2 separate regions of the Homo sapiens genome follow, and region 1 is linked to region 2. A link is an interaction called in ENCODE POLR2A ChIA-PET data of the cell type or tissue named here. Cell type or tissue: PC-9. All regions are shown on one strand. Each heading gives the region's core, and the rest is flanking DNA. Links, peaks and the distances in the headings are about the cores only.

The links. Peaks named below come from ENCODE experiments on the same cell type or tissue, not always from the same donor. Only the 100,000 strongest peaks of a DNase experiment are listed, where the experiment ranks them.
Region 1: POLR2A ChIA-PET joins it to region 2 with 5 read pairs; 4 of 35 experiments call an interaction of 5 or more read pairs at or near these places.

Annotation. Positions count from the first base shown.
Region 1 is chr21:38,784,818-38,790,192 of GRCh38, reverse strand. It overlaps LOC107985480 (a long non-coding RNA gene), which reads right to left. Exons shown (of 3, transcript XR_001755102.2): 2 at 3,644-3,836; 3 at 1,055-2,541. Among named protein-coding and RNA genes, the nearest start is that of LINC00114, 14 kb to the right of the region's middle. RefSeq lists enhancers at 2,053-2,142, 1,857-3,056. In PC-9, for the core only: no CTCF peak of the experiment used is centred there; DNase peaks (open chromatin) are centred at 2,092 and 2,482; H3K4me3 peaks cover 1,204 bases; H3K27ac peaks cover 3,233 bases.
Region 2 is chr21:39,112,998-39,118,372 of GRCh38, reverse strand. No RefSeq gene overlaps it. Among named protein-coding and RNA genes, the nearest start is that of LINC02943, 31 kb to the right of the region's middle. In PC-9, for the core only: no CTCF peak of the experiment used is centred there; no DNase peak of the experiment used is centred there.

The DNA of each region.
Region 1 (5,375 bases), core at 126-5,125, 330 kb after region 2:
CAATTTTGCTTGACTGTTTCTCCCTCGTGATTCTACACTTCAGGTCTCAGAAGAATTCCCTTTCGCCAAGGCCTTGAGTATTGAGGGTGAAGGAAGCACTGAGACCTCTTAGAGGAGTCACCAGGAGGCTGATGGGAGAGACTGAGATTGAAACGAGCTCCACAAACTCAGGTGGCTGAGCATAGAACTCCCTTTTCACTCCCAGAGATGTCCAGAAGCAGCAGCAAGGCCTGGGTTGTGCTCCTGGCTACTTAAACCTGAGCTTTTCAGGACTAAAAGCCATAGGCAGCCACAAAGAGCACACCTGCTATGGATGGCTGGCGACACTCTGGTCTGGTGAATGGGCCTCACCTGTGCCACCAGGATTGAACCTGGAAGCCCCTCAACCAATCCTGATGTCCATGTCTGTTCACAGACCCCGAGACCCTTGAAGGACGTGTTGGTTCTCTTGTGGGAGGACCTCACTTCCAGCAGCCATGTGCATCTGAGCCTTCCAGCCAACCTCCTACAAAGGGAGGTCATTTATTTATGAGGTCATTTATCAGGAACTTATGCACTGGGGAATGAGTGTTCCTCAAACTTTTAGGGATCAACTGGACACAGATTCTCTGCTAACACCAATTGCGGGGCACTCAGTTACCCTGAAGCTCTGTTGGAGCAGAAGGGGCTGCCTTAAAGGGTCAGATAACAGAGTCATGTGACAACAGAAGCTGTGATGGAGCCCTGACTTTGCCACCTACCACGTGATCCTGTGCAGAGCTTCCTTTCTCCTGTCTCCATCTCTTCTATCACACCGAGGTGGTACACCTTGCTCTGTCCATTATACAGACACTGAAAGAACTTGCCCTCTCCCCTCCCTTCTCCTCCCTCCCATCCAAAAACAAGTGCCTGCTAAGGGCCAGGCCCAGTTCTAGGCAGCCTGGGATGCACTGATGAACATCATGGACAAATATCTCAGTCCTCATGGAGTTTATATGGGAGGGGAACACACATGGTAAACAATAAGCATAATTAATAAGTCAGGTACATAGGAACTGAAATGGCAGTAAGTACGAGATGGCTAAAAAGAGAGAAAACTGAACAAGGCAAGGGAGATCCAAATTCCAGAAAGTCCAAGGACCCTTCAAGATGATGGTTGTCAAAGTTTTTGGTTAGTGGTTATCAAACTTTTGGTCTCTGGATCCCTTTACACTCTTAAAAAGTTTTGAGGATCCCCAAAAGCCCTTGTGTATGTGATTTTACCAATTTTTGCCATATTAGAAATCAAAACTAAAAAACACTTAAAATATGTATTTAAAAGTAACAACAATAAACCTTTTACATAAAATCATGAGTAACATTTTTCAATGAAAAGTGACATATTCTAAAGCAAGAACAAAATAATTAATGGGAAGCATGGCATTGTTGTACATTTCTGCAAATGTTCTTCATTTCTGGTTTAATAGAAGGCAGCTGGCTTCTCCTATCCACCTCTGGATTCCATCCATTGTAGCATCACGTGTCAGGAAGCCTTTAGAAGATTCCATTGTTCAAGCATGAGAGAGTGAGAGTGAAAAAGGCAAACCATACTTGTGAAAGTAGTTTTGACCTCACAGATCCCCAGAAAGAGGCTCAGGGACCCCCGAGGGCCTCTGGACCACACATTGAGAACCATGGCTCTGGTGTGTTCCAGTCTCCTCGTCCTTTCAGATGAGACACTGTGGTCCTGAGTGGACAGTGAGTTCTGAGTTCTTACAGTTGGTCAGCAGCACAGACTGAGACCAGACCCACGACTTCCTACCTTAGCCAAGATTCTCTCCTCAGCTTGATGTGTGTTTGTTGCTTTATTATTTCAACACAAATCACATGTGCAGGTATTTAACTCTGCTTATAATGAAGGAGCAATTTTTAAAAGAAGAAAGGTACAAGCTCAGTGGCCATGGTGCGGCCACAGATAAGTCTTGCTGGCCTGCAAAGCCCGGCTGTTAACTGGCGTGTCTACGCCCCCATCCATCTCACTGGGCAGGGGCTTGCACAATGCTCCTTTGTGCTTTCTGAAAGGCCTGTGTGTTTCAGGTGTAGCCTTGTGTACTGTGAGAAGAGTCATTACAATAACAGTAAATATTCCTCTTTGATGAATGGAACGAAGGTGGTTTAAACTGAAGCTGCATCTTGACGGGAGGAGGGGAGGCAGTGAGCCGTGCAGGCCAGCCAGTCACACTTGGAAGAGCATCCACCCTTCTGCATGAGTGTCTTTGACTCACCTTGACCTTCAGTGCCGGGGTTGCCAGTTGAGTCTATGTTCTGGGAGGCATTGGTTGCCTTAGTCGTGAGCCAGCTAATGTGAGTGGGTCGGCTCTTCTGTTAGATGGAACTACAAATGGAAGCTACCAACTTTTAGTTTCTATTCCAAAAAAGGGCTGGCCCTTGGAGTGAGGGTGGCCTGAACAAACCGTGCCTTCCCTGAGCTCTCCAGGTGGTGTAGGCATGAGTCATTTAGATGTTATCAGGCGGGAGAAAGTCCTGAAAGGGACGCCAGTGAGTCACTGTGCCGGGCAAAGACTGGTGAGACACACAGAAACGAAGTCCAAAAAATCAATATGGTGCGCCTCCCCCAGGGGCCCAGAGGGGATTGTGCAAGCCACGATTCCACCTCCAGGAGGGGAGGGCTGGGCCGGGTGGGGGTGGGTGGGGGCAGATGGCTGCAGCCAGCCCTGGGAGCATGGAATCTGTGGGGATCTCTAAGCCGGAGCCCCAGCACCTGTCGCCTTAGCCTACTATTAACATGCCAATCTTTCACGGTGGTCTTCCTTTTAACATTTAAAAATGTAAAACCAGGTGCATGGGACAGGCTTGAGGGTCTTCTGGAATGGAGGAAAGGAACTGAGCTTTGCGAGAGAAGGCCAACAGGCTGCTCCTGGAACCAGGAAGGCCAGCTCCGGAGAGTTTAAAATTTATCCTTTTAATAGACAGCTCTAACTGAGAACCTATTTTTAAAAATTTTAGTTCCTCAATTTTTTTCAGATAATTTTGACGTCATAAAATAATTTGGTTGATAGAGTTTTTATGGCGGTTGTAAATGTGAATTATTACATACTTACCATGTTTATTGAGACTCTGGACTAAGTTTAAGAGAACTTTCATGTATTCAATACCGTACAGTTAGAAATTCATTTTCATGTTTCTTCTTTTCAAATGTTCAACTCTTTAATTGATCTTATTGATAAAACAGCGCTACAATTAAAAATAGGTGGCAAAAATCTTATGCTATAAATACTGTCTCATGTTAGGGCTTAATACTAATGCGAACTTAGACAAGTTGTCATTTTAAAATCCAAAAAAATATATAGACGAGAATTAGGGTATGTAAATTCCTTTACACCATACTTAATGCTGTTAGTAAATAAATCATTTAAAGAACCATATACATATTTCTCTTGAATTAACACTTGAATGCCCTTATCTCTCTCACAATAAGAATTTGCCATTCTTATTAGAAACATTCACTATCTGGTATAGAGATGTTAAGCTCTCTGTACTGGTTGGTAAGGGGGTGATGGTGCAAGGGAGTTTAGATGAAAAGCTTGGCTTTTATTTGTGTCTGACCAAGCTAGGGCCTTTCTTATCATGTATCATAAGAACCTGGATCCCTTGCTCCACCTACCATATTCATAAGAACATTCTAGATCTACCCAAATCAGGAGCATGCATTTTCTCTCTGTGGTGTCAAATGGGGACTGAGAAAGTACAGGCTTTTTAATGATCCGCACTCCTGGCTCCCCTTCACGTGGGTTCATTCAGCAGGTACGAGGTGCTCAGCAAATGTTTCTGAATGACTGCCAGCATCCAGAAACAGACTGCAGAAGGAAAAATAAGGTTTATTATAATGCCATTGCACCATGAATTTTAAAATAAAATTTCCAACTTGACAGACAACATTTAAACAAATTTTGTGGCCACTTTGTGGTAGTCTCGGACTTGTCAGGCCACACAGAAATTTCAGAAAAAAAAATTTAAAAAGTCAGTCAAGATACAGACACAGAGGCCAGAGCTCAGCAGTGTTCCCCTCTATTTCAGCCGAGGCCCTCACAGAAAAACATTTTGTAAGCTGCCCCCACTGACCCCCAGCCCAGAATCTGCAGCGCCCCTGCCTGGAGGGCCAAGAGGATATTATGCCCATAGCTTTTGTCCAAAACTGCCAAAGCTGGGATTAGAAACCAACAAAAACTTAATGTTAGGATGTAATCTTAAAAGACATAGTTGGCCAAAAAATGCAGCCACATTTGGACTGATAAACAGCACGCAGACCCATTATTTATTTATTATTTAATTTTGCAACTGGATATTTTAGTTTGTGTTACACTAGGGCATAATTCAATGCAACAGCAACCCATAGAATTAAAAGCTCATGCTATACAAAAAGTAAGTTTTGTTTTGGGTGTATTTTGACAGGCAGCCTAGCAGCATTGATCAAATTATGGCTCTGCTGTTCACAAGCTGTGTGACCTTGGGTGAGCTACTGACTCTCTCTGGGCCTCGGCTGTAATGTGGGGGCCACAGCACCTACCCCAGTTGTGTTGTGAGGATCATTAAGCCTCCTGACAATCTCTCTCTCTCTCTGTCTCTCAATCATCTGTCAATCACACAGGCTACAGACCAGGCCACATACACAATGCATCAGCACAATCTATGCTGGGAAAACAAATGCTGTCATTGACCACACTGCATCCATAAAGGATCAATTTGGTGTTTTTATGTAAAGTAAGATTGTTTTCTCCTCTAATTTGAGAATCTGTTAGAGTGATGGAAGTTTGAGAATCTAGAAACACAAAGTAAAAATGAAAAACAGTCGAAGCAGAAGATATAATTTCCTTGTTTCTGCGCTGCCCCACTGCTGTGTAGCGAAATAGAAATGACTTTTTAAAGTTCAGTTTAATACATCAGACAATCACAACCTATTATAGCAAGTGGGGGCTTACTGCCCCTAGACTGGGTAGCCAACTGAGGCATACAACGGCTTCTTATCTCCTAAAATGGAACTCAGTAGGTCAAACCTCCTTGTTGGGTTGTGGGGAGGATTAATGAGACAATGTTTGCTCAGAGAGGGCAGCAAAGTCTGTTTCTACCTTCTCCAAAGGGCTTCTTTATGTTATGTAAATAGAGACTGTTTTTTGTTGTTGTTTGTTTTAAGACAGGGTCTCCCTTTGCCACCCAGGCTGGAGTTCAGTCGTATGAACATGGCTCACTACAGCCTTGACCTCCCAGGCTCAAGCCATCCTCTTACCTCAACCTCCCGAGAAGCTGGGACTACAGGTGCATGCCACTATGCCAGGCTAATTTTTGTATTTTTTTAGAGGTGGGGTTTGCCATGTTGCCCAGGCTGCTCTTGAACTCCC
Region 2 (5,375 bases), core at 300-5,299:
GGTCTTGTCCTCGTGATAGTGAGTGCTTGGGAGATCTGGTTGTTTAAAAGTGTGCGACACCTCCCCTCCATTCTTTCTCTTGCTCCTGTTCTAGCCATGTGACATGCCTGCCCTTGCTTCGCCTTCTGCCATGAGTAAAAGCTCCCTGAGGCCTCCCCAGAAGCTGAGCAGATGCCCTGCGCCATGCTTGTACAGCCTGCAGAACCGGGAACTAGTTAAACCTGTTCTTTATAAATGATGCAACCTTAGGTATTTCTTTATAGCAATGCAAGAATGGCCCAATACACCCAGTGACGCTCCTGGGTTCCTCAGAGCTATTTTGTCAGCTGATGAAGAGGCTCGTAGGTCCAGCCACTTCTGTGATTGCTTGTTTTATCTCCGTGGATGGGGAGGGGGTCCCTGTCAGGGAGCTGGCAGCCCGTACTTGTTTTCCGTTTTGTGTGGACATCACACAGCTTTTTGAACAAAGCAAGAGTCTCACTCATGGCTTCTTGTGTTCTGAGATGTACTTAAATCCTTAAGCAGCGTCCGTGTGAACATGGGACAGCGAGAAGGCATTTGGACTCCTCTTCTGGGCCTTGTGTATTTTGTGGTGCTGAGGGGAGGGCAGGGCGAAATGGGGATGCTGTCTTTGACATGCTGCACAGGCCATGAGGCTGGCTCAGCCTACACTGTAGCGCAGGGACCAGGGCAGGGGAAGCCCTTTTATCTGTTGCTCCTGACTTGGCGGTTCTGTCCTAACAGCAGCAGGGTGGGGACTGCTGAGGATTCAAGAAAAACCAAAGCTCCAGGAAGGATCTGGGCCGATGTGAGGCCCAGCCAGGGGCTGTGTATTGACAAACAAGGACCTTCAGGGACTATCTGGTGGGGCGAGCTTTGCATGGTGGGGTCCTGGGGTGCGCTGGGGTTTTGATCACCACCCAAAGTCTTCATGCATTTGAAGTTTTATAGCCCAGTAATCCAAGGGGGCTGTTTCCTCCCACACAGTCTGCACATTTAGGGCTTCCTGGGGGAGCAGCCCTGTGGCAGAACAGCCCTGTGGCAGAACAACGCCGGCCCCTTCCTCTGGGCCACGCGTTACAAGGGAAAGGCTGAGCCGCCATCTGGGCACGATGCTCGGAGGGATTCCTTCTGCTCATGGCTGCGCTTGACGGTCCAAAATGAGCACCAGCCTTTCAGCATAACAGTGCACAGCCCAGGGTTCTGGAAGGTTCTGATTCTCATGAACCCCAGACCTTGTTCACGCCAAGTGAGCGCTTCAAGATTTTTCCGTGGTGCCAACCAGGCCCTTGAGCTTGCGGAGTGTGAGTCCCAGAGGCCGGCAGGGTCATTGCATGTAGACCAATGACTTCTCCCTGCAGACCACACGGGCAGGGCCCGGGACCTGGGCTGCAAACTCAAGGAGGCCCTCACATTCAGGGTGTGCACCTCTGCACTTCCCTGCTTCCTACACCTCACCCCTTCCCGGCCTAGACCATGTGCTGTCCACTCAGCATGCGTTTACTGAGGGTCCATTCTGTGGCTGGCTATGGGCTAGGCACTGCTGGGGTCATGGAAGTGGAGGAAACTCAGTTTCGGCCTCTGCATGACTTACAATCCATTTGGGGAGCCCATATGTCTACCAGCATATTAGGGTGTTCCAGAGAAACAGAACAAATAGGATATCTCTCTCCTTTCTCTCTCTCTCTCTTTTAACGAATTGGATCATGCAATTATGAGAGCTGGCAAGTCTGAAATCTTCAGGGCAGGCCCATTGGCTGGAGAGCCAGGGAAGAGTTGATGTCTGAAGATGATTGCCTGGCAGAATTCCGTCTTCCTCCAGGGACCTCCATCTTTTCTCTTATGACCTTCAATGGATTGAATGAGGCCCACTCTCATTATGGAGGGTAATTTGCTTTACTCAAAGCCTGTTGACTTAAATGTTAATCCCATCTAAAACATATCTTCACAGTAACGTCTAGACTGGTGTTTGACCTAACAACTGGTCACCACGGCCTAGCCAAGTTGACATATAAAATCAACCATTGCAACCAGTAACTACTAAAAAAAGTCAAATGCAATAAATGCATAATTGCACTGGAAGTATGCAGTGGCCCAAGGACCAGTGACTCTGGGGACTGGGAAAAGCTGCATGGAAGAGAAGATAACTTGGAGAAGGAGGAGGAGATTCCATTAGGCCTAATGTGGTGTGTGGTGGGGAGGCGCTCCTGGCCTCTGTCCTTCATCCCCAGCCCTTGTCTTTGGCATGGGCCTCCAAGAGAGTTGGGAGCAGGAAAGACCCTGGGTGGGCTGTTGTGCGTGAGGGGCCCAGAGGTCCTCGTGAAGCTGTGCTATGCATGAAAAATCCACAGTCAGCTCCAGTGCTGGGCTGTTGAGCCTGGACCTGGAGGGTTGAGGTCGCAGCATCTTGAGCCCAGGTCAAGCTCCTTGCAGGAGAGGCACTGAACTCTTCTGAGACATCCTCAGGAAACATGCGGTGCAGCCCTGCTGGAGTCCAGGGTTGGGGTAAGGCTTGTAGAAAGCTGCCACAACTCCCCACAAAGCCTGACAATGTTCTGACAGCTCTGCTGCCTCCGCAGGGGCTGGAACGCACCACTCCTGGTGGGGGTGGAGACTTAGGAATAATATTGACGTTGATTGATGGCATATTGGCCTGCATGGGTGGCTCATTCCTGCTGCACTGTCCTCAGCGAGCAAGGCACCAGAGGGATCATCTCCAGATGCCCAAAACCAGAGAGATGGAAAACATCATTCCGGGGCAAAGTGTGGTATGGGTTTCTCACTTCCCCTGGGAGCTGGTTGTGGGTCACACGACGTGTGCACAGAAAACACTCTGGCTTTCTGGGCTGGTCCTGCCGTGTTATTTGGAGGCCATTCAATACCTTCACAGTGAGGTTTCATTTTCCACTCACGAAGGGCCCAGAGCTCCCCAAGCTGCAGGGTAACACGTCTGCTATTGTTGAAAGGACAAGACACTCATTGAACACTCAACCCTTGGGTAGAAACACTACCTCACAGGCTGCGGGTGGAGCACAGGGGCAGGCCCCAGCAGGAGGTCCCATCCCAAGCATGGTGTTTAGAATGACAGTTCCCTGGCAGGGGGCTGTGCTGAGGTTGGCAAGCTTGGCTGTGGTACTCACTGACTTGGAATGTCAACCTCCCAAGGGGGGCTGTGCCTCCCAGCACACACAGGGGGGTCGGCAGTGTGGGGAGGGGAGGAGAGACCTGTGGAAATGACCACATGGCTGAGCTGGCCTGGTGCGTCTTGGGTTCAGGGTTCACTCGTGGGGGCATCTGACATCTGCTCTGTTATCCCTCCTGGGGGTGCCTTTGGCAGCTAAAAAACACTACCTGAACAGTCTTCTCGTGTTCAGGTCTTATGGTCTGCAGAGGGCAATTTATATCTATGAAGCAATAGTGACTCATGAGAATGCATTCAGTGCATTCAATGTCCAAGCCCAGCGTCTGGTCTCACTGTGTCCTGGGTTATGTGCAAAGCTTGGGATGCAGGTGGCTGAGTGGTCTGTGATGGACCCTGTCTGTGTTGAAGGAATGTTTGCCTTATTCTGGAAACTTCTTGAATCTGCAATGACCCTTAATGATCCCCTACAGAAGAAATCATTGTTCCCCTGAGAGCTGTGTTCTAAGATCTTTGTCAATGACTTTCATTTTTGATGAATTTTAGCTGAATATACAGAGTATTTGCCATGACATTTTCCTAGGAGTGGGATAAACTTGTTCCAAGCCATCTCTGGTAGACTCATCTGTTCCTTCTTGTGCCTATCATAGTGCGTCCAAGGTGGTTTATGCACGTCCCTTACTGACTCTTAATGTCCCTCTCAGAAATTAGCCAGGTCAATATGACCATCTTCAGGAGAACACTCTTTTATTTACACCGGGCCCTTATCTAGAAACCTAAAGTAGCACAGAGTGGTTTCCTGTGTCCAGTTCAATCCCCCAGTGCAGTGCCTGGCCCGGGTGCTACTGGCAGAATGCACTTCAGTTTCCGTAACCAGGCGTTCCTCTTTCAAGGAACACGCTGAAATTCAGGGCATATTCTGAATCATTTTGAGAGAGGGAAAAAATCCTACCTGAATGAGGAGACCTAGTTTGAGTCCTGCTCCTGCTGTAGAAGACCTCAGAGAAGTTAGTTTTTTGCCTTCCCTGTGCCTCAGTTTCTTCACTATAAAGGAGTGGCCAGTACCTGTACCATGAGGTCATTGTGAGAATTGGACAAAAGGATATGTAAGAAATAGTATCAACTGGTAGAAATGTTGTAAGAGGTTATTTTTCTTCTCATGGTCTTATCTCCTCTGACAGCACAACTTTTTTTTTCTGGAAAAGTTTTTCTTGGCCGGGTGTGGTGGCTTATGATGGTAATCCCAGCACTCTGGGAGGCTGAGGTGGGTGGATAATTTGAGGTCAGGAGTTTGAGACCAGCCTGGCCAACATGGTGAAATCCACCTCTACTAAAAATATAAAAATTAGCCGGGCATGGTGGTGGGCGACTGTAATCCCAGCTACTTGGGAGGCTGAGGCAGGAGAATCGCTTAAACCTGGGAGGTGGAGGTTGCAGTGAGCTGAGATGGCACCATTGCTCTCCAGCCTGGGCAACAGAGCAAGGCTCTGTCTCAAAACAAAAAAACAGAAACATTTTTCTTATGTTGAGCAGAAATCAGCTTCCTTATGTCTTATATCCGGCAGACCTAGTTGTTAGCTTTGGAGCAAAAAAAAGTAACTCCTAACTCTTATTCCAAGTGACATTCTTATAGATGTATAAGAACCTTCCTGTCCATCCACATTACCTCTGTCCATACTAACGCTTGACCCCCTCCACTATCACAGTGCCATTTCAATGCCTGGCATTATCTGGGCTGTCTTAAGAGGCTGTGCCCAGAAGAGAGGAGAATTCTCCAAACAGATGTAGTATATGCAGCTGTGTTCTCAGAGGCCTTTACTGTGTATTTTCCCTGCCTGTTCAATTGTAGGATTCTGAATGGCAGAGCCCCTTTCTGTCATTTGTCTTTTCTCTTGCATTCCAATGCCAGGTAAAGTTATTTTTATATATTGGATAAATAAAACATGTCATGGGCAATAATAATAATTTGCTTCAAGAGAGTGGTAAGTTGAAGCTAGTTTCTGAGAAAGGATTGTTGAATATTTGGAAATTTTGAGATCTGGTTGTTAAATGACTGAGAACTTCAAATTAGCCATGGTGGGATTATTTACACTTTGGAAATTGGCAAATGCTACAAATGAAGATTTTGTTTTTCCTCCCAGAGAGCTGGTTTGCCAGCACAGCACTGCTTTAAGATGAGAAAACCTCCTGTCATTCATTCCCGGAGAAAAATGACATTGACTCCCCCCTGCCCGTT